Linked DNA regions of Mus musculus: all the other regions are linked to region 2. The links are chromatin loops, found by intact Hi-C in ENCODE. Cell type or tissue: heart. All regions are shown on one strand. Region 1 has its middle 45 kb from the start of 4930441H08Rik. Region 2 holds the start of Gm44689 (a long non-coding RNA gene). Region 3 has its middle 100 kb from the start of Gm44689. Region 4 holds the start of Gm36633 (predicted gene, 36633). Region 5 has its middle 24 kb from the start of Gm39034. Region 6 has its middle 71 kb from the start of 4930441H08Rik. Region 7 has its middle 120 kb from the start of Gm44689.

The links. Peaks named below come from ENCODE experiments on the same cell type or tissue, not always from the same donor. Only the 100,000 strongest peaks of a DNase experiment are listed, where the experiment ranks them.
Region 1: a loop joins it to region 2, with 5 times the contacts of the local background. A loop is called at or near these places in 5 of 42 quality-filtered maps.
Region 3: a loop joins it to region 2, with 7 times the contacts of the local background. A loop is called at or near these places in 2 of 42 quality-filtered maps.
Region 4: a loop joins it to region 2, with 23 times the contacts of the local background. A loop is called at or near these places in 5 of 42 quality-filtered maps.
Region 5: a loop joins it to region 2, with 11 times the contacts of the local background. A loop is called at or near these places in 4 of 42 quality-filtered maps.
Region 6: a loop joins it to region 2, with 6 times the contacts of the local background. A loop is called at or near these places in 2 of 42 quality-filtered maps.
Region 7: a loop joins it to region 2, with 10 times the contacts of the local background. A loop is called at or near these places in 6 of 42 quality-filtered maps.

What each region holds. Positions count from the first base shown.
Region 1 is chr7:71,862,688-71,866,687 of GRCm38, reverse strand. No RefSeq gene overlaps it. Among named protein-coding and RNA genes, the nearest start is that of 4930441H08Rik, 45 kb to the left of the region's middle. In heart, no CTCF peak of the experiment used is centred here; no DNase peak of the experiment used is centred here.
Region 2 is chr7:71,702,810-71,706,809 of GRCm38, reverse strand. Gm44689 (a long non-coding RNA gene) reads left to right here and starts at 733. Exons shown (of 4, transcript XR_003946799.1): 1 at 733-840. In heart, a CTCF peak has its summit at 2,334; DNase peaks (open chromatin) are centred at 1,109 and 1,949; H3K4me3 peaks cover 991 bases; H3K27ac peaks cover 1,593 bases.
Region 3 is chr7:71,601,050-71,605,049 of GRCm38, reverse strand. No RefSeq gene overlaps it. Among named protein-coding and RNA genes, the nearest start is that of Gm44689, 100 kb to the left of the region's middle. In heart, no CTCF peak of the experiment used is centred here; a DNase peak (open chromatin) is centred at 1,689.
Region 4 is chr7:71,958,817-71,962,816 of GRCm38, reverse strand. It overlaps Gm36633 (predicted gene, 36633), which reads left to right and starts at 799. Exons shown (of 5, transcript NR_126483.1): 1 at 799-861. It overlaps 1700011C11Rik (RIKEN cDNA 1700011C11 gene), which reads right to left and starts at 1,642. Exons shown (of 3, transcript NR_126462.1): 1 at 1,561-1,642. In heart, no CTCF peak of the experiment used is centred here; a DNase peak (open chromatin) is centred at 1,976; H3K4me3 peaks cover 694 bases; H3K27ac peaks cover 1,319 bases.
Region 5 is chr7:71,309,625-71,313,624 of GRCm38, reverse strand. No RefSeq gene overlaps it. Among named protein-coding and RNA genes, the nearest start is that of Gm39034, 24 kb to the right of the region's middle. In heart, no CTCF peak of the experiment used is centred here; a DNase peak (open chromatin) is centred at 2,004; H3K27ac peaks cover 1,054 bases.
Region 6 is chr7:71,836,353-71,840,352 of GRCm38, reverse strand. No RefSeq gene overlaps it. Among named protein-coding and RNA genes, the nearest start is that of 4930441H08Rik, 71 kb to the left of the region's middle. In heart, no CTCF peak of the experiment used is centred here; a DNase peak (open chromatin) is centred at 2,312.
Region 7 is chr7:71,586,282-71,590,281 of GRCm38, reverse strand. No RefSeq gene overlaps it. Among named protein-coding and RNA genes, the nearest start is that of Gm44689, 120 kb to the left of the region's middle. In heart, no CTCF peak of the experiment used is centred here; a DNase peak (open chromatin) is centred at 2,441.

The DNA.
Region 1 (4,000 bases), 160 kb before region 2:
TTTCATTAGCAATAAAGCCAAGGATTAGAAAGCCCGACTCCACATAGAAAAATAGAAAGCCAAAAAGCCAGATGTGTTTAGATGGAAGTTGGAATATTTAAGAATATTCATATATATATATATATATATATATATATATATTACTCTCACACACATGTGTGTATATATATGTGTTGGGGGGAGAGTTACAATGAGGTTTAAAATCAGCCTTAATTTAAATATGTGGGAAAGATGCACATTTAGGGAGTTAAAAACAACCACAAGAATTAAGTATAATTCAGACCAGTTTTGCGTATGCATGTATGTATTTTAAATATGTTCTTTGTATTAACACTGTGCCTTATGCTATTTTTAGAAGCTTATTTAAGGAAACAGAGCTATCTGTTGCAAACAAAAATGTCCATACATGTAGAATATATCACATGTACATTTATGTGTATGTACATATCACAAGGTTCTGTGGATTTCTACCTGCCTAAAAGACAGCTTTCTTGGTGGCTAAGGCATTGCTGTCCCTCCCTAAGCTGCTCCGGAGGCCCGTGGATTAAGGAGGAATCCGAGTGATTTTCTACCTGACCCTGTTTTTTTACCCGTGCCCACCGTGCCTGAAGACTGAGCGGTCAGAAAGATCTGCCTCTGAAAGTGACCTTGCTCAGCAAGTTCAGATTGGCTCCTGTAGCAGTGCTGTTCCCAGAAGGGGCACTGCACATTGCCAAGTTGCGCTGCCTTGAAGATGGGTATGAGATCTGGATGTTGGGGGCAGGGGGTGGGATAAAAGAAGAAAGATACATCTTGCTGAGTGGCTGCGGCTGCTTATAAACAAACTTGGGCATTGTTTCTGGAGCGCTTTTACAGGGGAGAAGAAAGCTGGACACACACTAAGACTGGACTCCATTTGTGCTCTGCGGAGACCTTGGGGAGAGCTGCTTTTAACAGACTGGTTTGGTGGGGAAGATGATTTCCATCGGTTACTTTTAAAAGATACGTGCTATTTCAGCACAAAGCTGAGGCCCCTTAGAGCTGCACCAGGGATTAAGAAACTGCATGTATTTTAATGCCTTATGAATAGGTCTAGCTGATAAAAGAGGCTCTTGTTACCCCTGCTACATTTAAATGTGAAAAGCAGCTGCTTCTAGAGGGGAGGGGGCAGGCGAGTGGAGAAGAGACATCATTTTCATAGGGGTTTAATCTTCAGACTACATTGAAACCACAGAGTACCATTGGCCATTCTCTTCTGGGCGCCTCTAATCACTCAAAGATCTGTAAGATTGTACAGAGGGAAGGAGAGGGTGCAGAGGGCAGAGAAAGGGACCGAGTGTGGATCTCACTGACCATTTCCATCTGCATGTAGATTTTGGAATTCTGATCAAACTGCATGCGTGGTGCAGTGTCTTCTTCTTTTACAGGCTTTAACCCTGGAAACTTTAATGAACGTTCCAGTCAGTTAAAGAGTTCACAAGTTTATCCTGTTTTCAGAGAACAGCCTTGGGAACCGGTCCTTGGAGGTGACCACTGTGACCTCCCTAGAGCATATGGACTCTGTGTGTGTGTGTGTGTGTGTGTGTGTGTGTGTGTGTGTGTGTGTGTGTGTGTGTGTGCAGGGAACCATGCTGCTGAGAAGTGAAGAAAAATAAAAGAGGCTTTTGCTGTGTATTTCAGAGACAGCCTATTTCAGGTTGGATCCAACAGATGTCATGGATATGATGGAGAGAGTCTTGGTGTGCAAGGGTTCGTTGTTCCCAGAAACTGATAATGTGAATAAGACATTGGCTTAGTACACTAGCAGATCTCTGGCAAATGTGTTGAGTGTTTGGAGAAAGATCACTAATAGATATATATCTTCTCAAGGAAGAAAATTGCATACCCTTTTGTTTATTCCAGGGACCACTTAACAACCTGTGTTTGTTTGCTCTGAATTCACTGAACATTGTCACGGATGAGCCTCTTCTGTGTCTGCGTCCTCACCTGGCCACATGGTCTCTGTAAAGCTCTAAGAAGAAAACAAAGCAACAGCAATGACAACCAAAAAATCCCAGGGTTTTGATCTAATAAGAATTATCTGTAGTCCCTAAAACTGCTTCCCAAGTTTCATCTATTTTTTTTTTCTATTTACTTGAATATAACCTTTCTCAAGAAATTGAGAGATTAAAAAACAGCCAGCCTGAGACAATTCACCAATTTCACCTGGTTTATAATTGAGAGTAATTCACATGTAGAGGGGTTTTGTCCAGTCTGCATACTTATAAAACCACATCTGAATGAAACTAATGTCATTGGGAAGTAAGGTACAACTTCAGCTGTCTGGGCACGGGATAGATAGCAGATGCACTGTATACTGTTCCTCTGAGGACCCAGAGAAAGAACAGGGTTAGGGAGAAAGGGCAAGTCTCCAGCTGCCCTGCCGCACATCAGAAAGCCAAAAGCAGACAGTGAGCTGTTTCTACTTCCCAAGCACAATTACTGCGCTCCATGTTCCCTGCCCAACCTGGGCTCTTCATCATACAGTAGCTCCTCTTCTCGGGAGGTCTTGCACGTTGGGCTGTGAATGGTCAAGTTTCTGAAGGCCTACCCAAGCTGCTTGCTTTACTGAAGAAAACCATTTTGGCATGTGAATCATGGGAGTGGCCTGATCATTCTTGCATGGGGAACATAGCTCATGATGGATTCATGTGGTTGAACTTAAGTCCAGTCAGCATTTTGATTTTCTGACCCAACTTCCCTGCACATAAAAAAGGCAACAATCCATCCACACTAAAGACCACAGCATAGCTAGTAAAAACCAGTCAACAAGGAAGAGTAAGAGCCTGACACTAAATAGTCAGAAGAAGAGACCAAATGGCCGCCGTGACCTTGTAGAGGGTTTCCAGGACAGTCTGGCCTGTCGAGGCCCTCTTGCTTGTTTCGGTGGTCAGCCATAGCAGCTCCACCACAGCGCAGCCTCTCAGATTGCTTCTGAGATTTCTTACTTGCCTTCTTCCTTTTATGCTCTCTGCCCCCCTCTTCTTGCTCCTCCTCCTCCTCCTTTCCTCCCCACATCCCTTTTCAGTTTGGCTCTGCAACATCAGGTTCAAAGAAAGAGAGACTTAGCATTCTTTAACTGACTGAGATTGACTTTCATTTGAGACCAAATGGCTCCTTTTTTACCTCGTGCAGACCTTATCTGCCTCAGTACAGGGGAACGCCAGGGCCAAGAGGTGGGAGTGGGTGGGTGGGGGAGGGTGTGGGGGATTTTTGGGGTAGCATTGGAAATGTAAATGAAATAAAAAACCTAATAATAATAATAAACCCACTAATCCATGGGTCTGCAAATAAATATCTAGTAGGCTTCAGTTTGACCACAAGCCCCTCCCCCCTCCCAAAAAAAGAGTAAAAAGTGAGAGGTCAACTCTGTATCACCATGGCAACCCCACATGGTTTGGTTCTGGAGCAGATGAAGGGGGTGACAACAACAGAGATGATCCCCGTTTCTATAGCATTTTCTCCCGGTTTGTGCCTGAGTATGGGAAAAGAAGTGGATTATTTGAGAAAATCGAGGTTTATACTAGATGGCTGTTAATTTGTCTGAACCTGAGTTTTGTCCTGTGGTGTTGTCTGCTGATTTGTGCATGAGAGTACCCCAGCCTTTATCTGTGACCACGGGACCTTAAGTTCTACCTGTTGGCTCATCCAGGACCCAACGGGGCCAAACTTTCTCTCCCATCCCAGGCTTTCCCCACTAGCTTTCAGAGATGGAATGGTGATGAAGAGGGGGCTCTATTTATTGTGAGAACAGGTAAAAGTCTAGCACAAAGAGAGGCCAGGCTTCCTCCATAATAACTCATGGAAATCACTCTGGAAAAAAAAATCCCAGGATATTATTTTCAATTCCATTCAAGGACTAAATTAGAAAATCAAAACTATGAATGTGCTGCAAATGTCAGATTCAACTCTGCAGCAAGAGCCTTGGTCTGAGCAAGAAGGAATGGTCGGACCTGGGCTCCAGTCCACTCAACCCCAATGT
Region 2 (4,000 bases):
CAGCTAGAGCTACATAGAGAGACCCTGTCTCAAAATAATGCATAAACAAACAGACAGACAGACAGACAGACAGACAGGGGGATAAAATATTTGTTGCATTTCTATTTTTGAAATCCTGTAAGTATCTTATAAATAATAAATTTATGACTTGCTCACTTCCTTGCATAGGTAGTGAACACACCAACTTTTGGGTCGACATTAATTTTATTTTCTAATTTTCACTTTTTAAATGAATTTCATTAGTCAGAAGTCATATGAATGCATTTATAGGCTTTATTAGCTTATGACCCAGTGCTCAACCAGGAGGCCACAGGAAGCCTTGCTCCACTAGACTAGAAAGTTGTCCATCCTGGACAAAAAGAGTCCCAGGAATTTTTTCCCCTAGGCAAATTACTCTAGTTACTAGCTGTTGGACGTCCAGGGGACATATCTCAAGGACAACATATTTTAAGAGCCAGACAGGGAAGAGTGCTAAGAAAAGCTATCTTCTTACTATGAAGCTGCAATAGCAACCAGGAACAACAGCATTTGTGACTACCCACTGAACACAAACACACGGACACACAGAAGGACAACTGACAGACAGAAACGCAGTCCCAAGCACATTCCCATAAACATATGACAAATCATAGGGGAGGGGGCTAGATGAGAAGTAATTAGGTAGGTGGGATGAAAAGAGGGGGAGGAGGTGCGACTGTACTAGTAAATGTATGGCTTTTTTTCCCCCTCTAGCACTCAAATAGGTTGGATTTTGGAGAGCAATCAGACCAGGTGGGCAAAGTCAAGCTGAATACAGAGTGAAAGAGTGGGCAGAGTGGAGGTGGCCAGCCCAGTTGTCAGGTGTGTACGGTGATCTGGTTATGGACAGCTGGGTGTGACCAGAACTAGTCCAGTGTGGGCCAGGTGGAGTGATTAGGTGGAGTCCCCGGTAAGCGGAGGTTGGCGATCAGTGTGGGCGGTAATGCCTGCGGTCCTCGCCCGCAGGGCCGCTTGCAGACAATGGCTCCCCATCCTTATCGCTGCTCACAGGCCTCCCCAGAGCACAGCGGGCGGTGGCTCTCCCTCGGTCCGGACTGCCGCCCCGCCGCCCGCCGCTTCCTCCAGGCGACCTCACGGCCTGGGGCGCGGCGCGGACGGCCGGAAACGCTTGGTGGGATGGCGCGTCGGCGACACGCGCGGCCCGGCGGGGAAACAAAGGCGGGATGTGTGCGGCCAAGAGTCCGGAAAGCGGGCGCCGGCGGCGCAACCCCCGCTCCCCGCCCATTGTTCGCTGCGCGCGGCCACACGCGCCCAGGGCGAGCTAGCGCATCCTGCCCGACCTTCCCTGAGATGCCTGCCTGCGCTGGCTGCGCTGGGCAGGTGACATTCTGAGCGACCTTGTGATTTCAGAGCTGTCTTTGTCTGAGAGCTCCACATGGATGACTTCCTCTGACCACCATGCTGAGAACGGAGTGATGTTTCACTCCTGTTTTCCACATGAGAAGAAAAACCAACAAAAAACAAAACAAAACAAAAAACAAACTTCAGTAGAACAGGCTAGGTCTACTCCTGCTAATTCCAGGGTCCCAAATGAAACCATCTTCCACATGACTCCACATCTGAATTGCCATGGATTTGACTGTAGTTTTAAGTCAAGCATTGCAATAAAAGGAGTTTCTTTAGCCTGGTCCTTCAAGGCTGGTTATCTAGAAAGTCCAGTAGGAACCTAGAATTTCCGAGCTGGGATTTACTAATGACTTCCTGCCGTTTGCAAGATTGTCCTTTCCCCTATTGTTTTGGTTTCTGGCTGGCCCATTGAAGGAGAATGTGTCACTAATACAAAAACTAAGTGTTGTCTGTGGCAAGTGTTCAAGTCTAAGGCATAAGTAGATTGAGGACCAAGACTTTCAGAGTCAACAGATTAGTCAACCTGCAGTTTCCATCTTTTGAGTCATCAGAGTTGGCCTCCCCTAGTTAATCCACGAATGCACATATTTATGTGTTTTTTGACAACCTGTGCCCCCCGGGGGAATGAATTCTGGATGGTTGTTGATCCAGTCTTCCTTTGTTGTTAAGGCAGCCTGTGTCTCTTAGCACCTGAAGATGACCCTAGCTCCCTTGGCCTGAGGTCAATAAGGACCAAATTGCTCTCTTGTGGTACTGGATTTGTAAAGAAACCGGACTGTTTCATGCCAGAATTAGATGGAGCCCTCTGGCTAACCAGAAGAGGTTCTAAGGACTGGTGATCAAAATTAAATATAGTGAGCCTTGTGGAACATTGACCAGCTGAGGGCACGGGTAAGGAGGAGACACCAATCCTTTTCCTCGGGAGGTCAGAATGTTACAGAGAGGTTCCAGTGCTTCTAAACATCCTCTAGGAGGGGCTGTGAAGTCATTTATTGGAAAAATACTTACCAAGTCTTACTGTAGAAGATTCTGAGGAGAATAGAACAAAACAAAAACAAAACTGGAAAATTGTCTTAGATCTCAACCTCATGGTTTATAATCTAGTAGAGAATGTCAGAAAAGAGTACTTGATGTCCATATGCAAATAGTGAAGGCGCTGGCCTACAGGAGACGGTGTGCATGGCGGTGCTAAAGGGGCATTGCAGAAGGAAGGCTACCATGTGAGTAGTTTTTCCAAGAGCATCCTAGGCTTGGGAAAGATTATTTCAGAGTTGGCTGTGTGGAGGTTGGAAACACTGTCTGTTAGGAGAGAACTAAAGGACCCTAGTGTGGCTACAGCTTCTGCGTGTTTGGTGGAAGGAGTCCTTGGCTGATTCAGAAGCTAGTTTATCAGATCAGATCAAAGAGGGCATCTAGATTAGACTAGAGTAATGGGGATGACTAGAGATGGCAACAGATAATAGAAGAGGAGGATGGAAGAGGTGAGCATGAAGGAGGTTAGTACACAGAATGCGTGCGAGGGAAAAAGGATTTAACAAAAGTAGCCCCACCAGTTACTGGCTGAGCAGTTCCCTTGGAGCAATAATATGGAAGAAAAGGTCAGGTGGGGCAGTTATGCATTATATCTTGGGCACATGAGATGTGAGGTGACTTGAAGTGATTGAGATGTCATCAGAACACTGAGGTGGGGAGTGGGAAAGGAACAAACTTTGTTGGAAGACAGATGTCGCCTTCAATGTGACAAAGCAGGAATAAGTGGGGTGAGGACCTAGGTAGATTCATACATTTGGTAGCAGGGAGGCCCAGAAATGGGTGGCTTGAATACTTAAGGCTCAGAATAATTGATAGGGGATAATAACCAGTAAAAATTAAATATTAGGAGCTCATTTATTATAATATATAGTTTTTATTTATTGAAATGGAAAATCCAGATGGAAAAGAGAAGGGTAGTTGGTCAAGGAAATATGAGCAACTTAAGATAACTAAGAAGATGTAAAGGAGAAGAGAGACAGCATCATAGAATGAAGGGGGTCCAGCCAAGACTAGATGACAAGTGATGGTTAGGGGGCCATATGACTGATGCTCGCTTGGACAAGGACATGGCCAGGATCAAGACTGAGTCAAATAGTTATAGGAGTTATTGGAGAGGAATTAGTTAGGAAGTGAAGCCCCTGAGGTTTTGAATCTTCATCTTCACACATTTAAGGAACCTAAGGTAGCAGTAGGGCTTAGGTTAAAAAAGAAGAGGCTTCCAACTGGGGCCTCTCATTTTTGATGATGGATGGGAAAGAGAGACAGAGATGGGGAGGAAGAAGAGGTATCAACACATCTGTCAGCAACAGAGGCAAACGGGCATTGAGGAATCACCATGAGTGGGCAGAAGAGTCTGGGTGGGGTGAAAGAGAAACTAGAAACCTCTTCACCGATCTGCCCACTTCAGGCGTCCACCAGTAACCCTTGCTAATATGAGCAATTAGACCCGAAAGCACTTTCATCTCTGAAGTATTTCTGGAAAAAACATCTTTCCCACGTTGTATTTTTGAAAATTGACAGAAGTCACTGAATAGGTTAGCTCTCCAGAGGACTGTGTGGAATCTGTGAACTCCAGAGCCAG
Region 3 (4,000 bases), 100 kb after region 2:
ATCTCCACCAAAACTTGTAATTTAGGGTGGGCGTTTTCCTTACTGAGTGGCCCAAAGGCCTACTTGAAATCAATTCTACAGAGGGCGAAGTTGGCAAGCACTTGCAAAAATTCTCCAGATTCTGCTACCATGGGTCTTTGCTCAGCTAAGTAAGAACCTTTGCAATCAAGAGCAACAAGCTCAGAGTGGGGTCAGAAAGGCTCGCTAGGTACGATCCTTGTGTACTGGAGATGTGTGAGTTGTTCCTGGTTGCTTTCTCTTCTGGTGGCTTCTTGTAAAACAATGTCACTCCATTTGGACATTCTGAGGCTAGAAAGATACAAGAGGAAACACATGCCAGACCCAGGCTATGTGAACGTTTTTAGATATTTTATGTACAACCTTATTTTTAAACTTTTACAATGGAACAGGAATCCAGGAGGGAACTAGTGGCTATCTCTGGTTGATCAGAAGGTTATTTTCACAGCCTATCTTGATTCTGTTGCTGAAATCTAGTAAGTTGTAAGTATCAAATTACCCTTTAGAATTTCAATCTATCCACACAACGTATAGCTCATATATGTGTGTGTGTGTGTGTGTGTGTGTGTGTGTGTGTGTGTACACACACATATATATAAAAGTCTTTGCATAGAATTCTCATTACTGAAATTTTCTGTGTCATTGATAGGCACCTAGTGAAATACGATTCATAGCATTCATAGCAATTGTATGATATAAAATTTGTGTCAGGGACCAGGGTTGTGGCTGCATTGATAGAGTGCTTGTCCAGCAAGAAGGTAGCCCTTCTTGCTGAAATGTCATCCCTAGCCCCACAAAACCATCTGAATTACTACACATCTGTTATTTTAGCACTAGGAAGATAGAGCGGTGGAATTAAGAGTTCAAGGGCACCCTCCATTACTCAGGAAGTCTGGAGCTAGCCCAGGCTCCAAGAGATCAAGTTTTAAAAAAGAACATCAGTTTTATTTAAAAGAAAAGTACCTCAATGTATTTGGATCACCAATATATATATATATATTCAGAACAATTTTAAAACTCAAAAGCACTACAGAATTGGCATTGTCTTGGAGGAAGCATTCAGCTTACTCGAAGGGTATCATTCCAGCCTAAAGCAATATGATTGCTGTTCATCTACCAAGAATGAGAGAGATTCATCAGCTCATTGACATTGGGAGCTTAAGTGCAACCAAATCCTTCCCAGCTTGTTCCAGTAGCTCCAACCTGGGGAACGAATTTGCATCTCGGCATCATTTGATGGCCTGGAGTTCTTAATTATGAAACAAATGGAAAGTGGCTGCCTCATGCTGATGGCTCCTTTGTGTATCATTCTTCTCAGAACATGAATGATTAATGGAATTTTCCCAGGACAGACAAACTTGTTTACTGACGAAATTAGAGTTGAAGTTGGCATAATCCTAGTGGAAAGATTTGCTATCAAGGTGCAGGGCTTCCAAGTTCTCTGATGAAGAATAGGAACAATGTGTGTGTGTAGTTTTGAGTGATTCCAGATATTCTTAGGAATTGGTCCCCAGTAGAAATTAGTTTCATTTAGGTGCTGTGTTAGGAGGAAGGACTGCCGTTCAGTTCCTTGTTGTGAACCTTGGTGTCAGCTTCTTTGTCCTCAGACAAGCCCTTTGGGAATGTGTGTGGCCTCCATGCTTTTTGGCATTTGCCCAAAGCCTGAGTCAGCAGGAATGATAGAGATATGGACCTTTTCCAAGCCACTCCTCTGGAAGTCCCCGACAAGTCTCAGCAGAAGCTCAAGGCTAGCTGTCATGCCATCAGGAAGAGGAGTATTAGTGCTGTTTCCTGAAGACTGTGACTCTGGTGACAGAGCCTTTTGGGTGACTTAGAAAATAAATAAATAAGTAAGGAAAAATTAGGCTCCATTCCAAAGCATAAGAAGCCAGGCGTAATTAAAGAGTGTCCTCCTCATCTAGACCAGAGATTTCTGGGTCTGCAAGTTTTACATGCGCTCATACCTTTCACTTTACACTGCATGACACTGTTCAACATCCTTGCAAACTAATGCTGACCCGCGTCTCCCCACATTCTTCCCATGCTTATCTGTCTTACCTTCATAAGGAAAACCATGGTTGGCTTTCTTTTGTTCTGCCAGAGCTTGCAAGCATTCTTCTGTTTTTAATTAATTCCCAAAATTGACAGCAACCTTTGTAGCATGGTGGGAAATAACAAATTAAGAGGCCAGCATTTCCAGCACTTGGCTGTGGCTATGCAGATGGTAGGGGTAGATAGCCAAGAGAGCCAGAAATCCACTTCATTATTTGGAAATGACCTGTGAATTTATGGCCACTATTTTCAAGATGTAGAACTCATCCCACCAATATACCTAGAGTTGACATCACTTTTGGTAATTAATCACTGCTGCCATTTTGCAGTAAAGGAAGCGAGTGCTGGCAGTATACACAGCTTCTTAATCACCATGCAGATGAAAGTTGCTGATGCCTGTTATTGGTTTTAATTGGGTGTTATTGGCTGTCCAAATTGCAAATTCTGGCATCTCACTGCCAAATCAATGTGTAGTGTTATATCTGAGATTTGCAAGTTGTTATTTCCTCCATATATAATTTGACCTAATGATATAATTGGGTTTTTTCTTTCTTTCTTTCTTTTCTAGAAACAGAGTCTTACGTATCCCAGGCTGTCCTCAAACTCAAAAGTTAGCCTAGAATGACCAAGAACTCCTCGCCCTCTTGTCTCTACAGCTCATGTTCTGGGATTGTGGGTGGATGCCTATCACCATACCTGATTGATGTAGGACAAGGTGTAAAGTCAAACCTTCAAGCAATAACCAATAAGCACTCTCCCAATTGAGTTACATCCAAGCCCTCCCTGTGCCAGCAATTGAAGCTTCTTATAGAGGAGTTTCCATAGTGTTTGCCTGCGTAACTATTGGCTTCTGGATATTAAAATGGATCACCAGGTAAAATGCTGAAGCTGTAGATTCAGTGGATTGGCTACAGTCAATCTGTTTAGGTTTCCCCCAGAAGGGTTTCTGAGTACACAGCATCCCTGAAGCACTTCCACTGCAATGACGCCCCTGCAAACATAAATAATATATCTCCATTTGCTTATGAAATTCTCTGTCATCATGGTGTTAAGCCTTGAACAAGAAAGTAAAAATATGTATAGAGCATAATAGCTAATTTGAATGTGATAACAGCAATCGATGTCAGGTAAGACTCAAGATGGGGCCATGCTACTGATGTGGGTGGCACTGCAAATTGCAGCATATCTGAGTTCCTTTCATTCCAGTTGGCACTAAGTCCTGACAAGCACAGTGGATCCTGCTCTGTTTTGTCTCCTGCTGCTCATTCCAGTCAGAACGGAGAGAGTAAAGCAGAAGGATTTTATTTTTGATTTTATTTTATGATCTCTCTCTGGGAGTTCTACAGTCCATTCTTCGGAGACTTCCCCATCTCTGTGCAACTTGCTACATTTTCCCAACTTCACTTGTTCCACCCAAAGTGATGAACCCCACACAGGTGCACATAAGCCAGGGCCAGAGCCACAAAGTAACAAAATTAGTAGAGGCTGGTCAAAGCCTGGAGAGGGAGGTTTGAGCTTTTTCTGACTTTTTCCAATACTTTTGGAGACTTACAAACCATCCCCTGGCAAAGCAACAAGAAAACAGATTGATCACCAAGAGGCTCAAATTACCTTCTGGGGGCTATTTGATAACCCTGACCAGCTTCTTTTCTTGCATCCTATTGGTGACTTAGGCACATCACATGGCACTCCAATCTTTCAGAGAGGAAAGGCTTTACACTGCCTGATTCTAATAAGGCAGTGTTACTCTTTAGACTTTCAAACATGGGTCCTGAATGGTATGAGGTGAGTCCTCTCAAAATATCAGGCATAAATGGAGGCACCTTTGAACATGACGTCTTTTTTCCCTGGATTCCTGAAATTGGGCATGTGATCATTTGCAAAGAGGAGGGTAAGGATGGGATGGCAGCCAACAGTGCAAAGAAATGCT
Region 4 (4,000 bases), 260 kb before region 2:
TAGTTGTCTGACCATTCAACACTTCCTTTGTCTATTTGTATCTCAGTGTCTCAGTCTGTGACGTGAAGACAACAACAGCCAACAAACAATTTACAGAGATATTGTAGGAAGCAGCATCTACGGAGTGCGTGGAGTCCTCTTCAGCCGCACATAGGTTGGCATCAGAAATTTCTATTCCTGTACTAAAGCCATCACACAGAAAAGCTGTATGTGAGAAATCTCTTCCACGGGTACAGGTATAGGATAGGAAAGAGTCCAGACAGAAGAAGATTGCTGTCAACTCAAGTGACCCAGGCCTTTGTGGGACTAAAAGATTTTGACAACTAGAGGTCATAATTTCGATGGCCACATTTTTTACTTTCATTTTACATTACCTGGTCTGCTGACTCCTTTAGATTTCATCTTCCTTAACTCTTGCAAGAAGTTAATGACAGTTTTCTTACCAGTTTTACTTCATCCAGCTTTCTTTCTGCCTAAGATCCTTCCTTCCTTCCTTCCTTCCTTCCTTCCTTCCTTCCTTCCTTCCTTCCTTCCTTCCTTTCCTTCCTTCCTTCCTTCTTTCCTTCCTTCTTTCTTTCCTTCCTCCCTTCCTTCCTCCTTCCTTCCTTCCTTCCTCTCTTTCTTTCATTCTTTCTTCCTTCGATATTTATATTCGTTGATATTTTCTTGCTAATAAGTGTTAAAACAGGGATCATTCTCGAACAAAGCCTCTTATCCTCAAATATGCTTTCATAAGTCTTGAACTGAAACATCACTTACAAGAGGGCTTGAGGTGAAGGTGCCCTTTTGTTCCTCTCCACACTCTTGTTCAGAGCATAATGAGAAGACCACTGGGTACATGATGGTTAACGTTTGAGACAGGTAGGGCAAAGACCAGAAAGATGAGGGGGCCAGAACTTCATGGCGGGTGTGTCATTAAGCACAAGTTCGAACCTTTGGATGTGGGCTGATTCTGAATTAGGAACAACTGGGGATTTCCAGTTTGAAGGTCTTGTTGTTTGTTCTTGTTTTTGTGATATATTTACATGATACTTGAAAAGGAAGGTGGACTGACCTATAGCTTAGTCAGACTATATTTGAGAAATAGACTGTTTAGGTTCAAATCCCCCTAGGTTTCATTGTTGAAATTATAGAGTTATTTGGTTCTGTCTTAAAACAAAGCTGTTTGAGATTTGAGATGATGAAGAAAGGTGCCAGAGAAATGGGAAATGTTGACATGCCAATTGGTTGTCTTCAGCTCTCCATCTCCCCTCCTTCACTAATTCAGATGCATGTACCACCCAGGAACACATTTGGAAACTGTTGCCAGTCATTCATTCATGGTAGCATACCTTAGGGCTTTTTTATAGAGCCCAAAGAAAATTGTACTCTGAGTGTAGACTTTATGTTCAACTCAAGATCTTCTCATTATCCAGAAAGATCCACCTACAATACTTTTCCTTGAATACTTAGCTGCCTTCCCTCCTTCCTTCCCAATCATCCTGCAAAATACAGCAGAATGTACGGGCTTTCTGCTCCCCCCCCCCTTTTTTTTAATTTTTAAATCATTCTCAGTATTACCAGATTACAGGAGCTGGTCTGGTAAATGGCAGCAAACAGGGCTCCACTCCTCTTCCCTTTCAGCAAGTAAGTAGGAGAGGAGGGCTCTTAGTAACTGCCTTTGTGGTTTGTTTATTGTTTTAATGAGCCTTGGCAGTGTAATCACAGCACCATTATGACCTGGCCACGCCACAAGGAGAGGAAGTTCCCGGAATCCTCCTCCTCCTAACTCATCTTTTCATGTTGCTGGAAGCCTGTGCCTCTGGCCAGCATGCTCCACAAGCTTCCGGAGTTCAACGGGTCTTTGTTCTTATCAGTGATGCCCTCCTATCCCCTATCCCTCCCTCTTCTCTTCCTTCTTCCTCTAGACTTTGAGGCTTCAAGTATCAAGCTGAGATGGGGGCGTGGTGGTGGGGGAGAGGGAGGAGCAGAGTGAATAACATTTCTTAAGCCGGAACTATCCAGGAAAGGAACGCTGGCCAGGAAAGGGCGGGTGGCAGGCCGCTGGGATAACAGCCTCCCACGGCTTTTTTCCTCCTGCCTTTGTCAGTTGTAGATAGAAACTGATACATTTCACATGGTTTTCTCTGGAGACCACAGTTATTAAGAAAGTGCCAATAGTATATTTAACTGGACTAGCATAGAGTGGGGAAGTGTGTGTGTGTGTGTGTGTGTGTGTGTGTGTGTGTGTGTGTGTGTGTGTTGGTGAAACTGTGCTGTGGGGTTTTGTGCACTTTGGGAGAAATTTATCCTTTGAATTAGAAGAATGAGGCAGCCAGCCAGACTGTTCCCGAATAGAGATGAAAATTTAAGAGTGACAGGCTTGCCATCCTGTCTGCTGCACTACCAGGACATCACACATGAACACAGCACTATTTGATGTCACCCAGAGGTTCTGGTTTGATTGGGCAGCTCAGTGGAGTCCCAAATAAAATGGACTTTGCCATTCTATGAACTTGAACATAAATTGTAATCTCAACATTCTCTAGTAGTGTTGCATATAGGACTCATTTTCTTCTGGCAGAAAAGAGGGGGATAATAACAATAATTTTGTGCTGATTTAAAAAAGGTAATGTAGGTAGAATACCTGTCACTCACATTGGAAATAAAGAGACCCTCTCTCAAAGCAGGTAGAGAGGCAAGGGCCAACTTTGGTTATTGCTCTCTAACCTTCACATCCTCTATTAGGCATGCATGCGACCTCATACCCACAAACCTGCACATACACAAATGCAACACACACACACACACACACACACACACACACACACACACACACACACACACCACATGTAGAATACCCAGTACATAGTATTTTAGGAGCTTTATCAATATCAGCTATATCTCTGATTCTCTTCCATCTTTCTCCTTTCCTCCTTAATCTTCCTTGAACTCAAATAAGTCTAGAAACTATGGAGAATAAGTCTGCTTCTGAGCCTTACCATGAAGAAGTCCCAGCCCAATGGGATTCAGCACAGAGTTGAAACTAATGTGTCAAAGCTCCTCCTACATTATCAAGAAGAGGAGCCAGATGCACACTAGTGGTTGATTCTTTGATCATTTCTCAATCCCCAGAGTTGCACTCAAACTCAGTTTCCTTCCATGAAACAGTGGGTGAGTCTTCAGGGGTCAGCCAGCCAGTTATTTCTTCATAATCTTGAGAGTTAGAAAGCAAAAAAGAAACCCGTGTCACTAATCACAAAGGAATCCTTTTGTCTGTATTCTCTCAGTAGAATTTTTTAGAAGGAAATACAGAAGGATTGCTTTAAAATAAACAGATTAAAAATTAAATGGAGAGGAAATTTTGTTCATTTTCTTTTGGTAAATATTTCTTATGCACCCCTCATGCTTCAGGTATGGGTATTGTAATAGGACAGCAAATCAACCAGAGACCCTTTTCCCATGTCAATGGTGACTCAATAATATCCAGAAACTTCTTTGGAACTTCCTCCTGAAATTCCCCTACAGTTTTGGCTGGCACTGGGACAATTTGATTAAAATGATGTGACCCTGCGTCAGTTTTCTAGGACTTCGGTAACAAAATCCCACTGACCAGGGGACTTACTGCAAATAGGTCATCTTCTCATTCCAAGATACGATCCAAGTGTTTCTTCTTCATCATGAGGACTGTGTGTCATCATCTTTTCGATGTCTCCCCAGTGGGTTTAGTATCATTCCAATTTCCATCTCTGGATGAGTGTGGTATCTTCTCATATAGCCTTGTAATGTCCTCAAGGTCTTCACCTCTCTGTTAGTGTCTACTGCCGGTCTATACAGCAACACCAGTCGTACTGGATTTTAGTCCACCCTGCAGCTATATCTGAACTTGACTTTCTTTACTAAGACTCCAGTTCAAATCCAGTGATATTCTAAGTGTTGATCTTTGAGGTCCCAGTGAAGTTTAGAAAACAAGATTCATTTCACAGCTATTAATGTTTGTTTAGTCCCAAATCTAAACAGA
Region 5 (4,000 bases), 390 kb after region 2:
ACATCTGGGCCCGATAACAATTGCAAATACTCAGGGCACACTCTTAAAAAGAGCTTGTGTTACCATGTGAGACAGCATGTTTTACAACACTCACAACAGTCAGATAAATAAAACAGCTCTCGGTGGTGCAAAGCTTGCTGGGGGAAAAATGTATTTCGTAACATTTCATTTAGAGCAGAAAAATTTCCCCACTGAGAAGGGAACATTTGACCCTGAGAAAATGTTAAGTTCTTTCCACAGCTGCTTGAGGTAATGACAACGCAATACTCAAGACTGCTATTAATGATGTTGTATGGAAAATGACATCACCTCTCCTTCAGAGGGACAGTTTTGGAGCTATGGGTCCAATTTGAAAGACTAGAGAAGAGCTGGTATAAAAAGTCAGCCTCCTTACACAGTTCCAAACAGAGAGAGCTAGAGTGAAGAGTCTGTCTGTATATTTATGTTTGCACCCATGCTAAGCGGAAGATTTTTTGTTCGTTTTGAAACTGTCTTTCGGGGCAGGCTTAATGTGTGGAGCACAGCTGAAGTCAATTTCAATATTATCATTCATGCTTTGGAGTGGAAGTCAGGTAGGAAGAGGAGAAGCCGGAAACTAAGTCGTCCACACTTACAGAGATGCTAACCATTGCAAGTGAGTTCCCAAGCAAGCCGGCTGGCTCACAAGTTCAGTAGCCACCAGGCCCCTTTCCTCCTGCTGTAGAGAACTGCAGGATCAGAAACAGAGGGGCGCATTGACTGGTGCCTGCCACGGCCCTCCTTCCCCCTGGTGCGACTGCAATTTGGTGGATGCAGTTTGGCATGTGAGTGGTTAATATTCTTGCTCTTTCATTCTTGGGCACACTCTTGTAACAGTGGAAATCTCACACATTTACCTTTCCCTTCTGGACATTCTTCTTTCAGACTTGTCTGTCAGGATCAGAACTTTATCCTGATGGAGCAACAACTAAATATGTGACTCCCATCTCTCAGGCACACTGGAGCCCTTCGCTTTTTAGTAAGTTTCACTTTCTGAGTTTTAACAGATAAGGGAGGGGCGAGGGAGGGTTTTGGTCTCTGTTTAGCAGATGTGACTGACTGGGGCTCAGCTGTATGAGGATGCCCCTTACCCCACATCCCACATCAGAACCTTGCAGAGCCCAAGCTCAGGCCTATCGGATCTAATTAGATAAAGACCCTTCATTGATGAGACTACTTTAAAATGAACAGTGATTTCAGCTTCAAAAGTGCATGCCTTTCTTTTCTATATCTCAGACATAGAGCAAAGTCAATAGACCGACCCGCCCACAATGTGTTCTAAAATAACCCTGAATTCAGATGCACTGAAAAATGGTTAAATGAACTGATAAAGCATAGGGAATAACATATAATATCCTGTAGAGATGTACGCCTCCTACATAGATGGATACTGAATATACCTCTAAACATGTGTTATTTTAACAATCACATGCTGTAGCTCCCAATTTATTCTCATGAGGAGGGAAATAAACACAGATTTTCTTGACCGTAATTAATGTGTTTAGGGACCACACTCCACGTTTTACTGAGTCCCTGTGCACTGGGCTCCTTCGGTCATCTCTCTTGAAGACAAAATGCACCTTTTTCTTAAGTAGTCCCGAGGTTTGGTTTGTTTGTTTATTCAGGGGATGGTGGAAGGACATGGTTTCTCTGGAAAGCTGGCTCCTGTGTTCTCAGGGGTTATAAAAATGGGAATCATTTTTATTGGCAATCCCCGGGAATAGTGCTGAGACAAATGGAAAGCTGAAGATAAGGATCCTCTGAGGTGCGAACATACAGCTGTTGGGAATTGCCAGAGAATCGGACCAATAAAGGAAGTCACTATTTTTCCAGGCCTGAAGTGAGTTATAGGGCGAGACGGGTGTTGTATATTTATGTAAGGCAACAGCAGGGAGTTTAAGCGGCTGGATATTGCTGAAAGAGCATCATTCACATTCAGGCGGAGACAAAAGGTGGAAATGAAGCAACATCCTGGCCAAAGAAGGCCTCAAGACAGAATAATAACAGTTCAGAGAGGGGGGCTGTGTGCACGGCCGAGGGTCGGCCTCAAAACCAGGAAATGATCGAGATGCCTTGTCAGATCTTCAGAAAACAGTCACACACACGCACACGTGCAGGGATACACATACACACTCAAACTCAGGCCTGGCCAAGTGTCCTTGGGAAGGAGGTCATTTATCTTTCATAGAACTGTGGACAGAATTACCTGCAACCTTCATCAGTGTAGCCAACAAGATTGGCTTACCAAAAGTGCTGGAAAAAAATTGTATTTTGTACTGTTGTATGTGTACACACATACATACAAAAAATTTTTATACACACATATGTATAAAAATATGACATCCACATGTGTCAGCAGGCCTCTTGTTTGCTATCTGTTTTACACAGACTTCAAACTCACTGAGTTAGAGAAAATTCTAATTCAGGAAAATATTCTAAGAACATAGATCTGGTTGTCCTAGAGTTCCAAGGAAGGGGATGGGCAGGCAAAGAGACTGTCTTATCTTCTTGTTTATTTATTGTCCTTTTGCTTAGAGGAAGTTGCAAGCTGAATGGAAGGCTCATGAAATCCCATTCTCCTCTTGTGACAAATACTAAGAGGAAGAGAGAGAAAACCCGTTTTAGGGGGTTGGGGTTAGGGGTGGGAGAATGACCCCAAATAGGAAATAGAGGAGTTTCAGCATTCCATATCAATCTTTATAGGTAGTCTGTGGCAGTCTTGAATTTTTTTCTTTTATCCTCCTAAGAAGAAAGGGAAATGAAGAGACGACAGGGGGTTGGGGGGCAGTTATGGGGATAATTATGATCAAAATAAAGTGCAAGGAAAAACATTTTTTAATTAGTTAAAGAAAGAAAGAAAAGAAAGAGAGAAAGAAAGGAAGGAAGGAAATATTCTAGTATACCCAAATGTGAAATGTTACTGACCTTTCGAATGTTGGGTTGTAGATGTTTCTGAAACTACTCATTTGAGTACAAGCCAACAAACCAAGCACAATTAAACTGAACATATCCTATCCTATAGCCAACTTTCTTTAACACTAAACCTGAGTGGTCATTAAAATAAGGAATGGTAGGCACAGCTGGCCTAAAAAAATGGTGAGAACTATCCAAAAGTTATCTGAGGAGCTGATAAGAAAATTTGGGAAAAATTCAAGAAAAATTAAAATGCTTGGTAGTAAGATGAGTGCTTTGTGCACCACAGAGTCAAGGCCTGGCATGAGCTTTTCTTATTCATAGTAAGAACAGTATGACTGAGAAGGGTGTCTTGTGAAGAAAGGGTGTTTGTATCCTTGTGGGTATTTTCCTCAAATGTAAAGGGATCAAAAAAAAAAAAAAAAAAAAAAGAACAGAATGGCTTTCACTTTTTCTTTCCTTTTTCTTTCCTTCTTCAGTCTATGGCTAAATAAGCAGGAAATCAAAACAGCCAAGAGTGATAACTAAGCAAGATGAATGGGATGCACTGGAACGCAGTAGCTTCCTCCCCACACTCTTCCTACCCTGCCCATGCCAGCTTTCTGCTTCAGGTCCAATATTGTCAGAGCATGGGATTCAACAACTTTCCTAATCACCAAAGGCAAGGAAGACTAAGAAGTCACATCCCAAGAGTTAGCAACTTGTGTATGGTGACAGTTTGTGCTGCAATTGCTGGTGAGCCTACTAGACAGAGTAGAGAAGACAAAATCCTTTAGAAACCACATATGTAGCAAAGTGGTTCTCCTTTCCAACTTACTATTTTCCACTGGGGAAATATATAGCCCAGCATCTCAGGGCTGGGGTCGTCACGCAAGTTCATTCCTGGCTTCTGAAGCATCAGGTAACAGGCTGGGCCATCTGCAGGTTTTCAAAACCACGAGTCCAGTGGTCTAATCCTGTATGGAACATTTAGTGTTTTGATCACACATCCCATCTTCTGCACCACAGTGCATCTCAGGGCATGCTTGCCTGGCAGTAAAAAATTCACTCATGGAGAACATAGAGTAAT
Region 6 (4,000 bases), 130 kb before region 2:
GTATTGATGGTTCAGTTTCCTTTGGCCTCTGGGGTTTCCTGTTCTGGAGTTCAGGGAAAATAAAGAAGTCTGAACGCAGGGTCTGGTATTGTTAAATGAGGTGGTGCTGGGTGCAGAGTGGATTGGTTTGATGTTTAGATGAGGTGCTGTATCAAGGTTAATCGCACCGATGATGATGTCGTCAGGTTGAAAAACTCTAGGCCAGGAACCAGTACCACTTCGTTCTGTAGTTTTGATGTGAACCTGAGACAGAAGTGACCCCACCCACCCAAGACTTGACTCCTACTGACAATCAAAGCAAGGGACCTGCTTCTCTTTGTTCTGCAGCCCACCATCAGTGACAGCCCTTCGAGGGGGCTGCCTCCAGTCAACAAGTGCAGGCAGCATGTCTCTGCTCAGAACCTGGGAAGCTTGCCGTGTTTTCTGAAAATTTCCTCTTTATTTTCTCTCCAATTAGTTTTCTGTGTCTATTTATTTTTCTCAACAAGTTCATAATTTCATTCCTTTTTTGTGTTTGTATTCCCTGTTTCCACCCAAACCCTGCAGCGTTCCCTACTCTGAAAATCTGCTTGCCTTTTAAATCCATCTGTATTGAATTATTTATAGTTTTGATAAAGTCCTGTTTTGTCTGATGTTTATTTTCTTTAACAACAAGAAACCTGGGTGAACTTTTTCAAAAGACTCCTCCCTCTCAAAAAAAAAAAAAGAAAAAAATCTAGTTCTTCATAAGTGTTAGGCAACCCTGGCCAAAATGCACAAAACCATGGCTGGGTGACCTCTCCTTTCTGATCTGGGATTTCTACTCCACTACTAAACATTTCTCATCTAAATGTGTTGTGGGGAGAAGAAAAGAAAACAAACCTCTGAGCTTGGACTCCATCCAGAACACACTTCTCTTCCCTACCCAGTCCCTCTGATCTTCTAGCTTCTATGCCTGATGCTACCTCCATCCCTGAGGCACATCCCTGAGGCCCTGTGATTGGCAGACACCTTCACGTGACAAGATGTTCACTGAATTATTGTTCATTTGTGTATTGCTCTCCTTGAAAGCTGTTTAACACTTGCTAACCTGATTTTACTTTATTTTGGCAGACCTCTAAACTCCTTCTCTTGCTAGCCTCTCCAGTCATTCATTCACTGATGAGTGACAATTTAGGCCTGGACATTTTTCACACTCATGTTCTTTCTATCCAGCATCCCTACACTTCTCTTTCTTCATACCACTCCACCGTCTTCTAAACTAATTACCTAAACTAACTAATTAGTTTAGATGGTGGCAGTTTTTCCTTTGGGGAAAAGAGAGAGATAGAGACCAGGAGACAGAGACAGAGACAGAGAGAAAGAGACAAATTAGTTACTTTGAAGTGATCAAAACATACATTGTACACATGCACACTCAAGACGGCAGGATATACCTACACACAGGGAGTCTTAAAACAGTGGAAAGTGATGAGAAAGAGAGAGAGAGAGAGAGAGAGAGAGAGAGAGAGAGAAACCAGATTAAGTCATAAGTCAGAAAGCATAGTTAGCCCTTCTTATTGGAGTAATGTACAATACTGAAAATAGGAGAAAGAAAAGTAAGTTCCCTATGGAAGAGTTCATTATATATATATATATATATATATATATATATATATATATATATATATATATATATGTGTGTGTGTGTGTGTGTGTGTGTGTGTGTGTTAATATTAAGTAGTTGAAAATTAAAGTTTTATTTTTTTCATCTTGTCCTTTATTTTTTCTCTTTCCTCCATGTGCTTGTGTATGTGTGTGTGTGCGTGCACACCCATCCCTTCCCTTTTCAATCCTTCCTTTAAGGTTTAATTTAACAATAACATTTGCGATCGGGGTCCTGCGCATCTCAAGGGCATTGCGCTTGAAATTGCACATGCTCTGCACCATTTATCATGGGCTGACATGTGTCATGTTCCAGGCTGCGGCTCCAAGAGGTTACCGCTCACGCCTGCTCCTTTGTTGATCAGCTGCAGAGACAACTGAGGCACCTTTCTTCCTTTTTCCTTTCAGTTTGCCCCTCCCTTCTTGTTATTAAAGCTGCCTCATCCCCTTTCTGAAGGCCCCCGCTCACCCCTTCACCAGAGAAGAAACACAAAAGAATTTGTATTGTGTGAACGCTTCATTTCCTGAAATTTCTGGTGGGAGCCGCACAGTGTTTAATAAGATTGGAATGCTCCTCTAATCAACTTTAATCTTTGTCTAGAGAGAAACGGAAAAGACCATTAAAGTCAGCTACCCACCTAGCTTTGTTTCCAAGTACACAGCAGCTGTGCAGGATGGGAGCACTCAGCTCTGATCTGGGCCCATTCAGCCAGGCTGCAGGAGCAGATCCTGTCCCCTGTTCATAGCATGTGCTTTCAAAGAGCGTGGTCTTTCGCTTCTGGTAGCTTCTAAGCCAACGGGAGATTTGAATCTAATGCTGGACATTCCTCTAATGCAAATAGAAGACAGCAAGTGAAATGGAGAAGTATTATGTGCCAGAACAAGGCTTCCTCCAACAGCCCCACGCATCCAAGACTCCGCAAGTCTACAGCCTATCCTGGAAAGTTGAGATGAGAAAAGTTGTAAGCAGAGGGTCACTAACCAATAGTCTAAGTTCTTGAGGCCAGTTTTGTTCTAGGTAATTTAAAGCTGTTATTCCTGAGTGGTTTTTTTTTTTTTCTTCTGATGAATAATAGATGCTTAGAGGTATCACTGTGGCCTTTTCTTCCACTCACCCATTGGCTACTTCACATTGGCCCTTTCTCCCTGTACTGGAATGTCACATCTGTGCTTCTCTGCCAACTCCTACTGTACTCAGTGCATGCAGCATTTCCTCGGGTAAGGCAAAGCTTGCTTTGCTCAACTCTCACCTCTCCAGAACTTAGCAAAGAACTTAGTACCCTTCAGTAGCCACGGTATCTACTGTTCCAAAGGCCTCAAGGAGAATTCAACCCATGCCAACGTTTTAGGCAAGTTTTGCTTCTAAAGGGTGAGGCACTGTTTGTAGATAGAGAACCTTGGCCAGAGCACACAAGGGCCTTGACGGAGCATTTGTGGGATGCCGAAACAAGGGCACTCACACCCTGTCTTTCATTGCTGATAGATAATGATTGATGTGGATGTCCTACAGTGTGAGTTTGTAGAAGGCTTTAGCCAGGCAGTACTAAGGCCAACTAGATTCCAAGCCCTTTGACAAAGATTTAGGGACTGACTCTAAGATGATAAAATTTAATCCCTGTTTATGTATCACTCAGATCTGGGATATACAATTTTGAATTGCAAAATGGGACAAAGTCTAATCATGGAACTGTGGGTATATAATCAGACAAACATTAGAAGACCTCGGACAGTTTTCATAGGTTTACAGAGGTTGAGATCTGAGGATAGAAGTGAGTGATAACCAGGTAGAGAATAGTAGGGGGGACCCAGAGGAGGGGTTTGCTCAAAAGCAGGTCTTTGGGGAGTGTGAGCAGTGAGGTTATGTTTTGCTCCACATCTGCCATCTTCTATAGATCCAAATAGACCATGTGGTACTTGGGGGTTCCTTAAATATAACCATTAAGAGATCCATGACTCCTTGACCAACAATAGTGAGATATGGGCTCCTGAGTGATCTGTCTCCAAATAGGAATCTTTACCACCAGCCTCTGAAACCAGTAACTAATGACTACTTTCCTAAGAAATTGTTAAGGAGAGAAACCAAATGTGTGACTGTGTGTATAAGACACACACACACACACACACACACACACACACACACACACACACAGAGAGAGAGAGAGAGAGAGAGAGAGAGAGAGAGAGAGAAAGAGAGAGAGAGTCACAAAAATCAGTAGACCAAGTTCTTCATCCTCATAAAAATAGGCAAAGCCCTTGAGCTTGCCTCAGAAGAGGCATGCTTCTAGCAGACTTCAGAGCTTTCCCTATTCATTCACAAGAATCTCTGCTCTGCACACTTCTCTACCATGACCCATCAAGTGATTGACAGCTAGAATCA
Region 7 (4,000 bases), 120 kb after region 2:
GTCAAGGGAGCCTATGGAAACTCTTCTGTGGTGTAAAGTGTCAATGCCGACTAGGAATATGGTATTTTCCTAATCGTCGTCCTTGACTCATATTGATTTCCTGATGTGAAATGTTCTCTTAGATTTTAGCCTAATTTGCTAATCAAGGCAAACAATGCCTGGAACCTTGGTGGGATATTCCAATGTTAGAAGATATTTTCTCCAGTGACCTGGACATTCAGATCCTGAAAAGCTTTTGGGTTACAGAGAGAAATTGAAGTCAGGGAGTATGGCCCTGACGCTGCCTTGTCTTTATGGACAGGATATCTGGTTCATTGGTATAAGAGTTTGTGTGTAGTGTTCAGCCTTTGGCGTGGTAAGCTTGTTATTTATTGATATAGCTTCAAAAGGTCACAAGCCACCATTGGATTTTGTATTTTTTTTTTTTTTTTTGAGAACAGTGGACTTATCCAAAGGGAAGAAAGGAAGATAGCTTGGGTCTCTACAATTGTCCTTTAGCTTAACCATGCTGACTACCTATGCTAAATTAAGTAGATATTCAAGAAATCTTGATGCCACAAATGAAAGTTTTGGAACTTAAGAGATTTTTGATAAGCTTTCAAATATTTCTCTGTAAGACTGCCAAAAAATCAATGTACAGGGTCAGTTACTACAGCAAGATACTCTGATTATAAAAATATAATATGGCTCAAGCTGTGCCTGCATGTGCGCACATGCATGTGCACTCAAGTTTGTGTATGGGTGTGTTTCTATGTGTGGGTGGTGCTAGGCAGCAAACTCCAGTTTGGAGATGCTAAATAAGTGCCTTCCCACTGAGATATATACCCAATCAATACCTGATATGACTTAACAGCTTCATAGTCAAAACAATGAAAGTAAGAAAATCAAGAGCGTCTTTTCTTTTTGTGTGTGGTGTGATTGTACATACACATCCTGCTTGCAGGTGTGTGTGTGCAGGTAAGGTTGACTCCTTGGGCCTTCCTTGTTTTTTTTGTTTTTTCCTCTACCTTATTCATTCTTGCAGGGTCTCTCATTTGAGCCAGGAGCTCAGTGATATAGGGAAGTCTAGATAGCCAACTTTCTCTGAGGATCTGATCTCTATCTCAGAGTGCTGGAGTTACAACTAGCATTTTATTTGGGTAGTAGGGGTCTGAATTACATCCTTATCTTGCATGTATGCATCCTCTCTGTGGAGCCATTTTCTCCACCCTCTACACCAAGTGTTACTTCACTTTAGGTACAGCAAATACTCATTGAGGCAGTTCATATCATACAAGAACAGAGCATGACCAGCTCTTTGCAAATGTTAGGATGACACAACCCTGACTGTGTACTATCACTGCAGCATCCAGAGAGCTCACAGTTTCTATATAAGAGCAGATAATAGGAGACAAATGGTCTTTAACACTAGCTGTAGGATTCATTTTAAGAAGAAAAAAAAAATGAACGCACCTAAATAGGTTTACGTGTGATGATACAATTTAGATTTGTTTGACATATTGTGGTGTAATATTTGAAATGGCTAATAAGTCTCTAAAGCTGCTGCACACAGGAAAACAAATTAAGTCTGCCTATTGTAAAGAGATTGCCTCGATATATGAGATGGGAAAACACAGAATGCTTCTCTTAAGTACTCTTTAAAGGTGGTCCTTAAGGAATATATGATAAAGAATGGGACGTTTGCTGGGGCATTTTAGCCTCAGCAAAGCCATTTATAATTGCCAATGCCATGCTGAGTAGGCTCTGGAGAAGTGGCGTCTTCATGGCATATTTAAAAGCCAGCTCACAACTACCAGTAAGAATGGCTCATAAGGCTGACAACTCCTGATCTACCATCGTAGTTACTTGGAAAATAAACCTCTTTCACGCACATTAGACCTTAGAGAACACACACATTACAAATTATAGTGGAGGTAAGTCACCATTTGTCTAATTGATCAATTTAGCATGTTTGAAATGTTTGTGATGTTAAAAAAGGAAAATCTTCAGGAACTTAAGAGTTGGAAAGGCGTTTTAGAAAACTCACATTCCATCAGTCATTCAAACGATGCATTGAGTATGAATCCCCCCGGTTAACTTGAATGACATCATGGCCCATGTAAGAGAGCTGAAATTAATCACGGTAATTCTGTTGTATGACCTACTTTGGCATTTTCATCTGACAGAGCCAGGAAATGGGCTGGCTAATAGTCCATTTTGGAGTATTCAAAGATCTTAGCAATTCCATATTTAAGGAGGTTAATAGGATACTAATTGGGGCCTAGGTGAAGAGTTCACAAGAAAAATGAACTCACCTGAACATGAGGCGCCCGTGCAGTCGGGTTGCCCCCACCCACTACAACTGCTCTTCCAAGTGGCTTCACCTTGCAACTTAGAGGGGAGGAAATCTTGCACCTTGGGAGACTTGAACAGCCACCATTCTGTCTCCTGTTTCCTGAAAAACAATGGCTGGCCAAAGGCCAGGGTCACAGAACGGTAGGAAGGTCAGCATTCTGCTTCATAGGAAACAGAAGGAAAGAAGAAATCCCAAGGGCTAAAAACGTGTGCTGAAATCAAGCCCATTTCAGAACTGGTGCAGATTTCAGTAGAAGTGCTCTTTGCTAAGACTTCAGAAGTTCTGGTGTAAAAAAGAAAAACATAAATGAACTCCTCTTTGCCATCTCTGAAAAACAAACATGGCGTGCATCACGCATCTGCTCGTTTAATACAGCAAGTTCTGAAAGTCTCCAGTTTGGTTCAGTGTTACTCTGACCAGCCAGTGCTGCCACACAACAGCCCTGAAATGCAACAGAGAATAATATATCTTTCCGTTTTCTCCCCTGTAAGCAAATACAACAACTCCTCAGGTGTCTCTTAAATATTTCAGGCTCCTCTGCCCTCTGCCACACCTGGCAATGACTACCCTAATGGTACCTCTGTGTTGCTGTTTCTCACTTTGTCCTATTAAAATGGTCCCACAGATCACCCAGTGTCCTTTCTCTAATATTCCCTGGGGCTTTTCTGTACAGAAAGAGTTAAGAATCTTTCTTTCCTAAAGGTACATGGCATGTCTTTCTATCCCTCCTTCTGTGTGCAATCAATCTTGCAAGTTTCCAGGAGCCACTGGGATTTTTAAAAAACAGCTGTAATCTGCGGCCATTGATGGTGGAGTAGATTGTTTGCCAAACTATTACCATAACTGTCAAACAAAATCAGAAAAATAATCTCATTGTGCTGGACAGATGCGTTTCCTGCATTATTGATATAGTCGCTCCAGAGTAATAGCGAAATATAAAGCATTGTTCTATTTACAAAAGGAGATTGGCCAAGTCCTTGAAAGTAAGCATGAGGGACAGGCACTTACAGGAAGTGAGATATAGGGAGCTCAGGAAAAGTTATGTGCCAGAGTCACATGACCCTACAGTCAGCATGAGAGCCCAGCTGCAGGTGGTTTTCTCTGAGTCTAAAAGAGCTGTTCAAATGACTAAGGCAAGCCCGGTGGAATTGGTCACTCATTTTTTTTTTTATCCCATACTCCAACAGTTCTCCCAAGTATATAAGCTGTCCTAATGTGTCCCCTACACTGCTCTGGGTAGTGAGTGGCCCTCTTTACACCAATACTTCATAGGAGAGTTGAATTGTTTATCTTAAGCAATAAGCCCATGATATAAAGAGTTGGATATAGCTCATGTTGAGAAAGGTAAGTAGTTGCTGCTGCTCCATGGCTGTTCTACCATGATTGGAACTATGAATAATGCTGAATGACCCTGCATGTTGAGCGTGCACACTGGGAAACATCGGGGCACGGCATATTCACTATCTCTAATCCATTCAGTACACTGTGCAAGGAAGACATCATCTTTTATTGTTTCTTCATCTTACTGTTCACCGGCTGTTCAAGGAAGTTTTGTAGCGTGTGGAATGACAGAAATCTTCCATAAGTGACCTAATATGTCAACCTATATCAAGCTCTAAAGATCATTGGCACATCACCTTCCAGGTTTTAATAGAGTCATAGGCA